2 separate regions of the Homo sapiens genome follow, and region 1 is linked to region 2. The links are chromatin loops, found by intact Hi-C in ENCODE. Cell type or tissue: CD4-positive, alpha-beta T cell. All regions are shown on one strand. Links, peaks and the distances in the headings refer to the core of each region. The heading gives the core; the rest is flanking DNA. Region 1 overlaps KCNIP2 (potassium voltage-gated channel interacting protein 2). Region 2 holds the start of GBF1 (golgi brefeldin A resistant guanine nucleotide exchange factor 1).

Region 1 (5,299 bases), core at 300-5,299, 400 kb before region 2:
ATCCTCCCCAAGCATCCCTGTGCCACGAATTTAGCTCTTCACTCAAAGTAAAATCTCTGTGGAAGCAATTTGGCAGAGTGGGAACTCAAGGGAAAACCATCTCGAGGCATGAGGTGGGCCTTCCCCAGATCCCTCAAATCTTACCACAGAGATATTCCTATCATTTATTTATTTATCTCCCCCAGTTCAAATGTGAGTAACACTGCCTTGTGGGGGAACCCACTCTATGCAACTGTCCCACCTTCCCCAGTTTAGCTTTGTCCCACCCCCCACCGCCACTGTTAACCCAGCCAGTGAAGACCTCAAAGCCCTTCTCTCAGTCCCCCAGACCCACACCATTCCCAGCTAGGCCAAAGACACTGCAGCCCCCAGCTGCATCGAGTGATTAATGACCTCCCTAGACGTTGGGGCTATTTTGGGTCCTGGAAGTCATGCCTGCAATGACTGAGAGCTGGCCCTGCCTGGCTCCAGCCATCTGTCACTGGAGACAGGCCCAAGCAGGGGGCTTGGAGGTTGTATGCTCCCCAGAAGATTTCCAGGTATGGTTCTGGCTCAGGACCATCCATCTACCCTCCTTTTGGGGGACAGATGGCAAGGAGAGGCCACAGGCCCTATCTATACTCCAGGGGCTCAAGTGGATACCCATGGAGAGAGCCAGAAAATGACAGATCTCAGAATGCCACAGGACCAGGTTGTTTTGGTCTGTTTGAGGTCAGGTACAGAGGAGACGTTGCGTTCTATGGGCCCTGCCCAAGCAGTCATAAGGAAATGCAAGTGGAGATGTGCATACACCTCAGCAGTGCCGTGGGATACTCAACAATCCACACCTCATACACTCCACAAATTTCACACCAAGGTACAACCTCACGAAGGCTACACAACCAACTTAGAGGCTCAGGAACCCTCAACCCAGTCCTAAAGTACAGAACTCCAGGTACACACAGTCTCAGTGTCACAGAATCCCAGTGATCACAACCCCAGGGAGACACAGACTCAGCCATACATAGCCCAGTGATGCACAACTTAGTAATGCACAATCCCATTAATACACACTCCCAGAGAGAGAGAAAACAGAGACATACAATCCTTAAGCCACACAAGTCTATCAGTCCCATGTCATGTATGAACTTGCTAGCTGAGTTCATGTTGGTCTAGGCCCATCTCAGGGTTTTTTCCTTCTGGACACTGAACCCTTCATCTTAAGACCCCTTCAGCCAAGAAATGCAGGAAAGGACTGAACTTTTTCCCTGCTCTGCTGCAGGCCTCCTCCTTTCATCCCTGGGAGGCGCCCTGCCCCTCAGTTAAGGCCCCCTCCTCTGCCTTCGGTGAGAAGCCCCGCCCCCTCCACCATTGTGAGGGACCTTGATGCCCCTCTCCTTTCCTCTTTGAAGAGCGCTGTCTTCCTCCTGCTCAGTAAGGAGGCCCATCCCCTGCTCCGCTTCTGTCCAGGATCTCGTCTTGGAAGCCCTTTCCTTGGAGGGATGTTGCTCCCTCCATCTATTTGAGGGGCCCTTCCCTCCCTACCTCTGCGGAGCTCCTAACCCACTTCGCTCACTTTTTGAAGGATCCTGCCCCTCCCTTCCCTTCCTCATCATACCTGGGGACAGCGACCCAGTCACCAGCTGGTAGAGGGATCGCGCTGCCTGCCCCAGCGGGCTCCGGCACCTGCGGGGGCATCGGTTCATGGTTTGGCGGCGAGCTCGGCGTCTAAGCTCCACCCCCAGGCCCCGGGGCGGTCCGGTCTCCGCCCTCACCCGGGTAGGCCCGCGTGGGCGGCGCGGGAGGGCCGGCCCGGCAGGCATAGGATCGAAACCCTGGAGCCTTCCCATGTTCTCCTGGCCGCACGAGAGGAGCTCACCCTGGCCCCATCATGTGAAGCAGCCGCCCCCAAAGTTCCTGGACGGGGGGGGGGGGTGGCGGGGAGGGGCGGCGCGGACTCAGCCTTCTCAGGGAGCATTTTTCTGGGTTCTGGCGGGGAGGCCAGGCAGGCACATGTGGGTTTTGAGAAAAGAGCTGGATGGGGAATGAACCGTATCTTTTATTGCCCCCTTTCAGCCCCCCTTTCTCCGCCTGTCGCACTCCTCCCCGCACCCTGCACCCCGCCCCCACCATTTTGGCATAAAGAGCCGAAGGGGTAAGAGGACAGAGTTGTCATGGCAACTCCCCACACTTCCTGGGCCAATGGAAGAAAGCCAGGAGGAAGGAGAAAGAGGCCAGTGTATTGGGGTGGCAAAGAAGAGGCAGCAGAGTTGTGCCCCACTGCCTTCTGTCTCCTGGCTCCAAATTCCTTGCTCTCATAACTGTTTCTATTTGTGTTTGTCTCGGTGCGGCAGGTTCACAGACTACCACCATACGCTGGCTACAGCCGAATGCTTCGAGAAGAGCCCCCCCCGCACCCCCCCCCCACTTCGGTCCCGCTGCGCCCCTTTCCTGGACTCCGGACTCATCTCTATCAGGTTAGACCCCAAGTAAACACTTCCAGGACTCTCTAACGCCTTAAAATTCCTGGGAAAGCCTACGGGAGAGATATAGTCCCGCTCTTTCGACTGGGATCCCGCATGATTGGTTGAAAACCCTACATTTAAGTGGTGAGAATGACCTCCTAACTCTGGGCAAATCTTGTCCACTTGACGGCGACTATCCCCACCGCAAAGCAGCTCCGTGCGCATGGCTCCTCGCAGCCACACGGGGGCGCCCCCGCCCCGGCAACAATACTCAGGGCCGGAGGGACTCCACTGAGATCCCAGTCGGGGGACCGAGCTCAGGGCTAGCCAGCCAGGCTCCAACCCTCTCCGCATCTTCTCTTGGCCTTTCTCTCTTCCGCTCAGACAGGGCCGCTGCTAAACGCGGCCTTTCCCCTCGGAACCGCACTGCCCAGCGGCCCCGCCGGGCTGGGAAGACCTGAGGGATTAGACAGGGGTCCGGGCGGGGCTCGGACTGTTTTTTGTTTTGTTTTGTTTTCCTAAAGAGTCTCTCCCAGCTCCCTTTTGAGCTTGGGGTGGGAGTGGGGAAGTAAAATGTTCGGAGGTACCCAGGATGCCCTGAGGTGTAACTTTCCAGCTGCTTCCCTGCAAGCCTGATGGGCCGGGAAGACGGGAGCTGCAGACTACCCTAAATCCGATCCCAGGAATCCCAACTGCAGGGAAGGGGAGGCGAAGCCTGGCGCGCGCTTCAGCACCGCGGACAACGACTCCCCTTCATGCTTCAGCTTAGGCATCTCTCAGCGCTCAGAGCTCAGCGCCGCCCGCCCGCCCGGGAGTCTTCGTTGACACTGGCGTCCCAACCCGATTTGTCTCCCGCTATAAAATAAGCCGCCCTTCGAGAGGAGAGCTCCTGGTAGTCCTATTTCTACTTTCCAAGTCGTGTGTGGAGCTATCTACAGCTAGGCTGCTGTAGACCCGGACCACAATTCTTGATACTTGTCAACATTTGACCTTTCCATTTTCCTTGGGAGGTAGGCAGGCAGGCAGGAAGTAACATTCCCTTTTACAGATGAGAAAGGTGAGGCCAAGAGAACAAAAGTCACATAGCTGGTACACTTCCATTCCTGACTGAACTGGGGCAGGGCATCTCCAAATACAAATGCTTCCCCCACCCAATCTCATTCAAATAGCCAAGTGGGGAAGGGATGGTTTCACTAAGGGTGAGAACCCATTAAAGCTGGAAGCAAACACTGACTAATGTGATACTATTGAAGGCCCCTAGGCCCTTACTACTCTCAAGAATCCTAAGCTGGTGATGGGAACAGAATTCATGGAAGAGCTGGACAGTGGGTCCTTTGGATTCCATCCAGCTCTGAGGCACATCTGGCATGGTCTCTCATCTGGGGCCAGCCTGAGTGGCTCCCCTGATCCTGACTAGGGCCTCCCTAGGGACAGTGATGGGGGATGGGGGAAGACACATGCTCAAGGCACCTCATCCTAGTCCCCTCCCCCTTCCCAGGTCTCAATCTCACTCCCCTCAGGAAGGACAAGGATCATGGCCTCCCTCCACCTCCCCAGCTTTGTTTTGGCCTCAGGGAGACAGCCTCCCTCCTCCCACTCTGCTGGCTTTCTAGAGCAGGCTGCACAATGAGAGACACAAACACATACATGGAAATGTACCCAGGGTGACACAGTCACCTACACAAACACATGGCTCTTCCTACCAAACCCAGGAACATGCACATGCACAGATGTACTGGCCTCACATACCTCCCCATGTGGGAAAGAGAGGATGCCCGGGCAGCCAAGTGGTTTGGTGGACATGCAGGACACCACATGGCACTTCCCAGGCCTAGAGCTTCTAGCTCTGTCTCTGGAGGGGAAGGAAGAGGATGTGTTTTCCTGGGGTTTGAGTGAAGTTCTGAAAGGTTTGTTGGGGGTTGAAGGATTCAGTTGTAAGAATAATCTCAGTACATGATTTGGTGTGGGGAGAGAGGGCTGACCCAGCACTAACTAAAGCCTCCCTACAGGGGCCAGGTGCTGGAGCCATAAGGTCTCTTGGAAACCAGACTGGGCAGCTGAACACTAAAGTCCCTCCTTGGGTCCACCTGGGCTATTTGTGGAAAAATTGGTGAAGGAGTGGGGTGTACTAAAGACCCCTATCTGTACCAGGAAGCCAGAGAGGCAGCAGGGATGAGACACGTCATAGACACTCACAGAGCCCCGCTGCAGACATCACCACATGAAAGTACACAACTAGCACTGAACACTAATCTCACAACCACAAAACACAACACAACCTACTTTAACAAATTCTTGCCCAGAGGGCTTATGGTCATGAAGGCTTACAAAGAGACAAGCCACCCTAAAGTAGAGCCCTGACACATTCTGGTAGTTACACACCACTTCATACAGAATTACACACTCACAACACATCGTTGCACATAGAGACACATGGTCAAAACAACTTCATCAGTACAACCAGGGTCCTACGCAAACTCAAACATCTGACGAGACCATACAATTGCACTGCCACATACAATCACACTCACCCTAGCTGTCACCAAGCCCAGGGCACATGGCAACCAGCTGTGGGAGGTGCGCGCGCACACACACACACACACACAGAATGACAGGTGCTCACGCACGTAACACCTCCCACTCCAGACACCCTCTCAGCCCTGTGTCACATACGCCCACACCTGCTGCCTCTCCACACCTGCCTCTTCTGTTCCTCCCCAACCCCTGCGGGACCCAAGGCTTTGAACCCCCAGTGTCCTGCCGCCCAGACCGGCCATAAGAGTGCCTGGGAATGGGGCAGAGTGTGGGTGCGGGCCAGGCCGGGGTCGGAGAGGCGGAAGGGTCTGGAGGAATGG
Region 2 (5,373 bases), core at 107-5,106:
TATGTTGCTTGGGTGCTCCGAAGAGCCTAAGCCCAGGCCAAACACTGTGGCTCATGCCTGTAATCCCAGCACTTTGGGAGGCCGAGGCGGGCGGATCACAAGGTCAGGAGATTGAGACCACCCTGGCTAACACGGTGAAACCCCATCTCTACTAAAAAATACAAAAAATTAGCCGGGCTTGGTGGCGGGTGCCTGTAGTCTCAGCTACTGGGGAGGCTGAGGAAGAAGAATGGCGTGAACCCAGGAGGCAGAGCTTGCAGTGAGCTGAGATCGCGCCACTGCACTCCAGACTGGGCGACAGAGCAAGACTCTGTCTCAAAAAAAAAAAAAAAAAAGAGCCTAAGCCCAGTCACACAATATGCCCCTAAGGCAAATCTGAGCAGTCATGTCTTGACTGTTCAGTGACTCCCATTGCCCTTAGGATAAAGGTCAAGCTCCCTAGCCTGGCATACAAGACCTTCAGGACCTGACCTTGTCTTCATCTCCAATTTCCTAGTAGTGTCCTGCACACCTCTGGCCCTTCCTGTGAAAGTAACCCATCTTTATATTGTCAATTCCTACTCCTCCAATGTTCCACTCAAGTCTTATTTTCTCTGGGAAGCCTTTTCTGAACTCTCAGTTTAGCCCCTTGCTCTCATGACCCTCAGTGTATACCTTCTATTACACCACCCACCATATTGAAGGGATCAGCTTATGTGTTGTCTGCTATGATAATAAAATTTAGGAGGGTAAGGACCATGTCTGTTATTCCCAGGCATAATGTAGAATCTCAATAAATGTCACACTGAAATCTATGAGGAAGATGTTCTGCCTGGTAAGATGATGATTAGTGGTTAGGAGGGACTAGGGAATTGTCATCTCTCTCCTCCCCATCTCTATTGCACAATCACATGCTTTTAGAATGATGAATTTCTGGAGGTATGTAGAAGTAGATATTGGCGAGCAGAAATTTTTGGCCCACTTAGAGGATTTTCCAATCGGCTTTCCAGGACCTCTCAATCTGAGACAGGCCCAGGACACCAACTCTCAGTTTTCAAATGAAGAGGAAAATGGCTTTGAGGTAATGTGGAAAGAGGTGCTATGATGGTATATCCTCTTTCCCTGACTCTCTTTGGGTGATAGAGGCTAGATCCTCAGCTGGACCCACCGACCAGAAGCCCAATGTGCAGGTGTAGGAAGTTACTGAGGGGTTCTTCACGTCTGATATCTGATGGGTGCTTTACACTAGAGCATCGTGGCCAGGTGTGGTGGCTCACACCTGTAATCTCAACACTTTGGGAGGCTGAGGCGGGTGGATCACCTGAGGTCAGGAGTTCGAGACCAGCCTGTCCAACATGGTGAAACCCCATCTCTACTAAAAATACAAAAATTAGCCTGGTGTGGTGGCAGATGCCTGTAATCCCAGCTACTTGGGAGGCTGAGGCAGGAGAATCACTTGAACCCAGGAGGTGGAGGTTGCAGTGAGCCAAGATCACAGCACTGCACTCCATCCTGGATGACAAAGCAAGACTCTCTCAAAACAAACAAACAAACAAAAGACAAAAAAACAAAACAAAACAAAAAAATAGCGCATCGTAGCACACGGATGGTCTTTGGATGTCTGGTTTTGAGACTACTTTCCTATGTGGTTAGTTATAGAGCTTCCCTGGACTTGGGTCGTCCATAATTGGGAGGATGTATGGAAAGAATTAGGTATTTTTTTTTCACTGCCTCCCAGCAGCTTCTCCAGGTCTGCAGGGACACTGGGGCTCTAGTGTCCCAAATAGGCTGGGAATTTCATGATTCAGTCTCCTAGGAGAAAACCCATCCTCTTGTCCTCTTCTCACGCATTCTCACTTCCAGGTAATACAGGTAATTCTAAATAGCTTAGTAACCTCTATCATCTCTTGCAAGGGGAGGAGGCAGCTGGGGGCAAGACAGTGAAAACAGGTGGGCATCCAACCCTCAGGCCCCTTAGCGTTTCTAAGGCAAACAAGAAAGACTTCTGTTTCCTATCACTGATGAGGTGGGCTAAGCTGCGTATTTAGCCTGGTGGATAAGGCCCGTCAAAGGCTTGGTATGAAAGGCAGACCGGGAGTCAAAGCCCGATATACTAAGGCATAAGAGGTGACAAAAGGCGATGAAAAGAGTTGGCCTGGGGGTGAGGAGACCCAGGGGTTCGTCTCTCTGCTCTGCTATTTACTAATTATGTGAACATGGGCCCAGCCTTCCACCCTGGGGCTGTTTCCTATAATGTAAAATGAAGAGACTTAAATTAGATATCCAGGGCTTCTGCTACGTCCCATTTTCTCTATTTCTGGATGATGGGAGTGGGGCAGAGGACGCTGAAACAGAGTTGGGACGTGACAGACATAACTGTGAGAAGCCACGACAGGGAAGGTGGACAAGAGGGCGAGGAGAGCAGGGTGTGGAATAGATCGCTGGACTTGTTTTTAGAATGAAGGGAGCCCAGAGCTGCCTCGAAAAGGAGTGATTCCTCAAGGGGCATGGTCTTGGCCCAGGTAACTTTGATAATACGTGGACAGGGGAGTAGGGATGCCCGCTCAAGTTCTCAAAGCGGACCCCGCCCCTTTCCAGCCAATTGTAGCCTTTTTCCCCATAATGCCCAGCAGCCACTGCCAAACCGCGCACTGCAACCGAACTCTACCTAACTCCACCTCTCTAGCCGCCCAGCCCAGTTCCTCATTTTTTATTGGTTTTTTAAACTGTCACTCAGAGAGTACTCGTATCCGTTGGTTGTCCCCTAACATACCCTTTCTTTCCCTTGTAATCGCGCTTCTTTAGGCACTACCCGCCTCCTGAAGCCAATTTCCTTTATTCGATTGGATAGTCGGAATGCTACTTTTCACGGTGCAAAGCTATGATTGGCTGCGCGCGGCAGGGCTCGCGCAGTTACCAGGCAGCGGGCTAGACTGAGGCTAGTTACCACGTCAGTGAGCTGACAGGGAAGGTACCCGGCTCTACTGCCCGTCCCGGACGACTCATCCTGGCGGACTGTGCAGTCCCACCCTGACTTCGGCCTCAATTTCCAGGAAACAGGCTCCTTCTCTTCTCCCATCTGCTACCAGAGCCGGGAGAGCTGCTCGGAGACGCCTCCGGGGTGCGGGCTGGACATGAGCAGCGGCTGCCGGTCCTGGGACTAGGCCCCGCCATTTTGGATCCGCTGACAGGTCAGCGAAGTCTCTTCCTAGAGTTCCGGTGTCGTGAAGGCCGCCCTGACATCGCAATAGGGAATTAGTGGGAAGGGCCCTTAAATTGGGCGAGCCAAGGTGGGCTAAGGACGCAGCGGACAGGAATAAGACGAGGGAAGGGTTGTTGTGGGAGGGAACAGGGAGGTATGCAGGGGCAAAGGTCATGCCTCTGCCGCAGGAGGGGCGATTTCTGCTCTCATTACTGATCCTTTGCAGGTGCCCAAATCTTCTGTTTTCCCAGGCTTGACCTAGTATTTAGCTTCTCCTTTCCAGCGCTTTCTGCATCCTGAAGAGCCCAGTACTCAAAAGCTGAAAGCAAACCTAAGGAGCATTGTGTCTACTTTTATGGGTTTTCAGACTTTAGATGTGAAAGTCTCTCTAGATTCTGTACAGCGTCTACTTCTTTGTGATTGCCTCACTAATACAAAGGAACTGCTTCATTAATAATGATGAACTAGTGCACCCTAGAATCAGGTTGTCAGCAGAGGGACGTGTGGAAGGCTTGAGGTTATAGCAGCGCAGGGAACTGGGCTATGAGAAGGCTTCCCTCTTACAGGACAGCTCAGCTGCCAGTCTGGGTCTGTATGTAAACACTATACTTATCTTCTGGGCCTGTTTGTTCCTTTATACAATCTTTCACAGGCATTCTTTTGTAGTGTATGTTTTTGTTGACATTTTTCTCTCAGATCTTCACTAAGGAGATGAGGCTTAATCATAAGGAAACCACTCTATTATGACATATTTGACTGACAGCAGAGAGAGATATTTGAATACTGGCAAAGTTTGGTATTGTCGGCCTATTATGTTTAGTGGGCAAAAAGAGTCATGAGAGATTTTCAGCCAATTGTAGGGTCAGAGCCCCAGAGTGAATGATGGAACATAACCCTAGAGAGTAGTTTATGGCACTGTGATGACCTTTGATAAACTGCTGTGTTGTAAAGCTATAAAAGTCCACCAAGGGTAACGAATGCTTTTAGAAATAAGGAATAGTGTAGATGGTGTTTTTTAATGCACAATGTGGAAACTTGTGCATTAATTCAGGTATAAAAGGCACTCTAGGCCCTGTGGAGGATACAAATGGAAAGGTCTGCTTTGGGACTGCTCAGTTAATGCACTTCTTAAAAGTAGTAGCATGTATGTGCAGTGGCCTAGCTAGAGCATGTAGTAGGTTAAGAGCAGGATCAACCTAATACCTTTTGGTATGTAGTGGGCACTCAATAAACGTTATCTCTATCTGGGATTAGTTTCAGTATGTGATCAGGACTTGTGGCCTGCTTTTGGCCCTGGCAGTCAGGAACACTTTGCACTTTTGCATGATGAGGTAGTAACAAGGAGGATCAAAACCTCATAGTGTCAGAAGAGAAAACTATTTAGGATCTTGGAATGACTAACTCAATTTTTCCTACCTTTGTCCTTATGAAATTGAAATTTCATAATTTCCCTTTTCCCTTCCTACCTTCGTCCTTATGAAATTGAAATTTTTGTGTGTGTTGGGAGAAGGGGGATGGCATTATTTATGCTTCACCTGTGTTGATTTAGATGGAAATGGTACAGGAAACTATTTGCATTTTAACTTGCTGATCTAAGTTGTAGAATTCCTCCCCTCTCCCCGCCCCCAAGAAAGTAGTTGAACGCAGCAAATGAAATGACATACCTCAGGAGGTACCCAGGTTTGATGATCCTGCCTTGCTCACTTGGGCCATTGCCCTGTTGAGTTGATATGCTTTGCATAACAGGCAATCTAGTCTCTGGGTAGGCAGTGTGATCAATCCAGGATCCAGTCATCCTCAGTTGAGCCTAAGGGTGACTATAGAGGCATCAAAACGTTTTCTCTTTCTCTCTCTTTCTTTTTTTTAATCCTAAATGTCATTTCTAGATAGGAATAATTTTCTAGATAGGAATAATTCCCACTCCTACCCACAAATCAGAAAATTCATCCTTCAAATACAAGTCCCAAGCTTGTATTTGAGCTTCTTTTTAATGGTGTTTGTAGACAGTATGTTCCAGTCTTGACAGTGATGCTCATTGGCACAGTGGGAACTCAGGCTATAGACATATCTCCTCAGTAGCTGGGCACCAATCCCAGTTTCAGCTCAGAGTTCTCAAAGTTACACTACTATTTTATTTCCCTCTTTTCCAGAAGTCAGGATGACTGCCACTTTCACATAATAACCTCATTGAT

Evidence for each region. Peaks named below come from ENCODE experiments on the same cell type or tissue, not always from the same donor. Only the 100,000 strongest peaks of a DNase experiment are listed, where the experiment ranks them.
Region 1: a loop joins it to region 2, with 5 times the contacts of the local background. A loop is called at or near these places in 2 of 110 quality-filtered maps.

The regions. Positions count from the first base shown.
Region 1 is chr10:101,838,156-101,843,454 of GRCh38, forward strand. The region is part of intron 1 of KCNIP2 (potassium voltage-gated channel interacting protein 2); the gene reads right to left. Among named protein-coding and RNA genes, the nearest start is that of KCNIP2, 3.0 kb to the right of the region's middle. RefSeq lists a silencer at 1,682-1,871 and an enhancer at 5,157-5,299. In CD4-positive, alpha-beta T cell, for the core only: a CTCF peak has its summit at 2,724 (motif pointing right); DNase peaks (open chromatin) are centred at 1,736, 2,696, 3,196, 5,056 and 2 weaker places; H3K4me3 peaks cover 1,868 bases.
Region 2 is chr10:102,242,612-102,247,984 of GRCh38, forward strand. It overlaps GBF1 (golgi brefeldin A resistant guanine nucleotide exchange factor 1), which reads left to right and starts at 2,921. Exons shown (of 40, transcript NM_001377137.1): 1 at 2,921-3,170. RefSeq lists enhancers at 2,669-2,728, 2,929-3,378. In CD4-positive, alpha-beta T cell, for the core only: no CTCF peak of the experiment used is centred there; a DNase peak (open chromatin) is centred at 2,760; H3K4me3 peaks cover 2,406 bases; H3K27ac peaks cover 757 bases; H3K27me3 peaks cover 395 bases.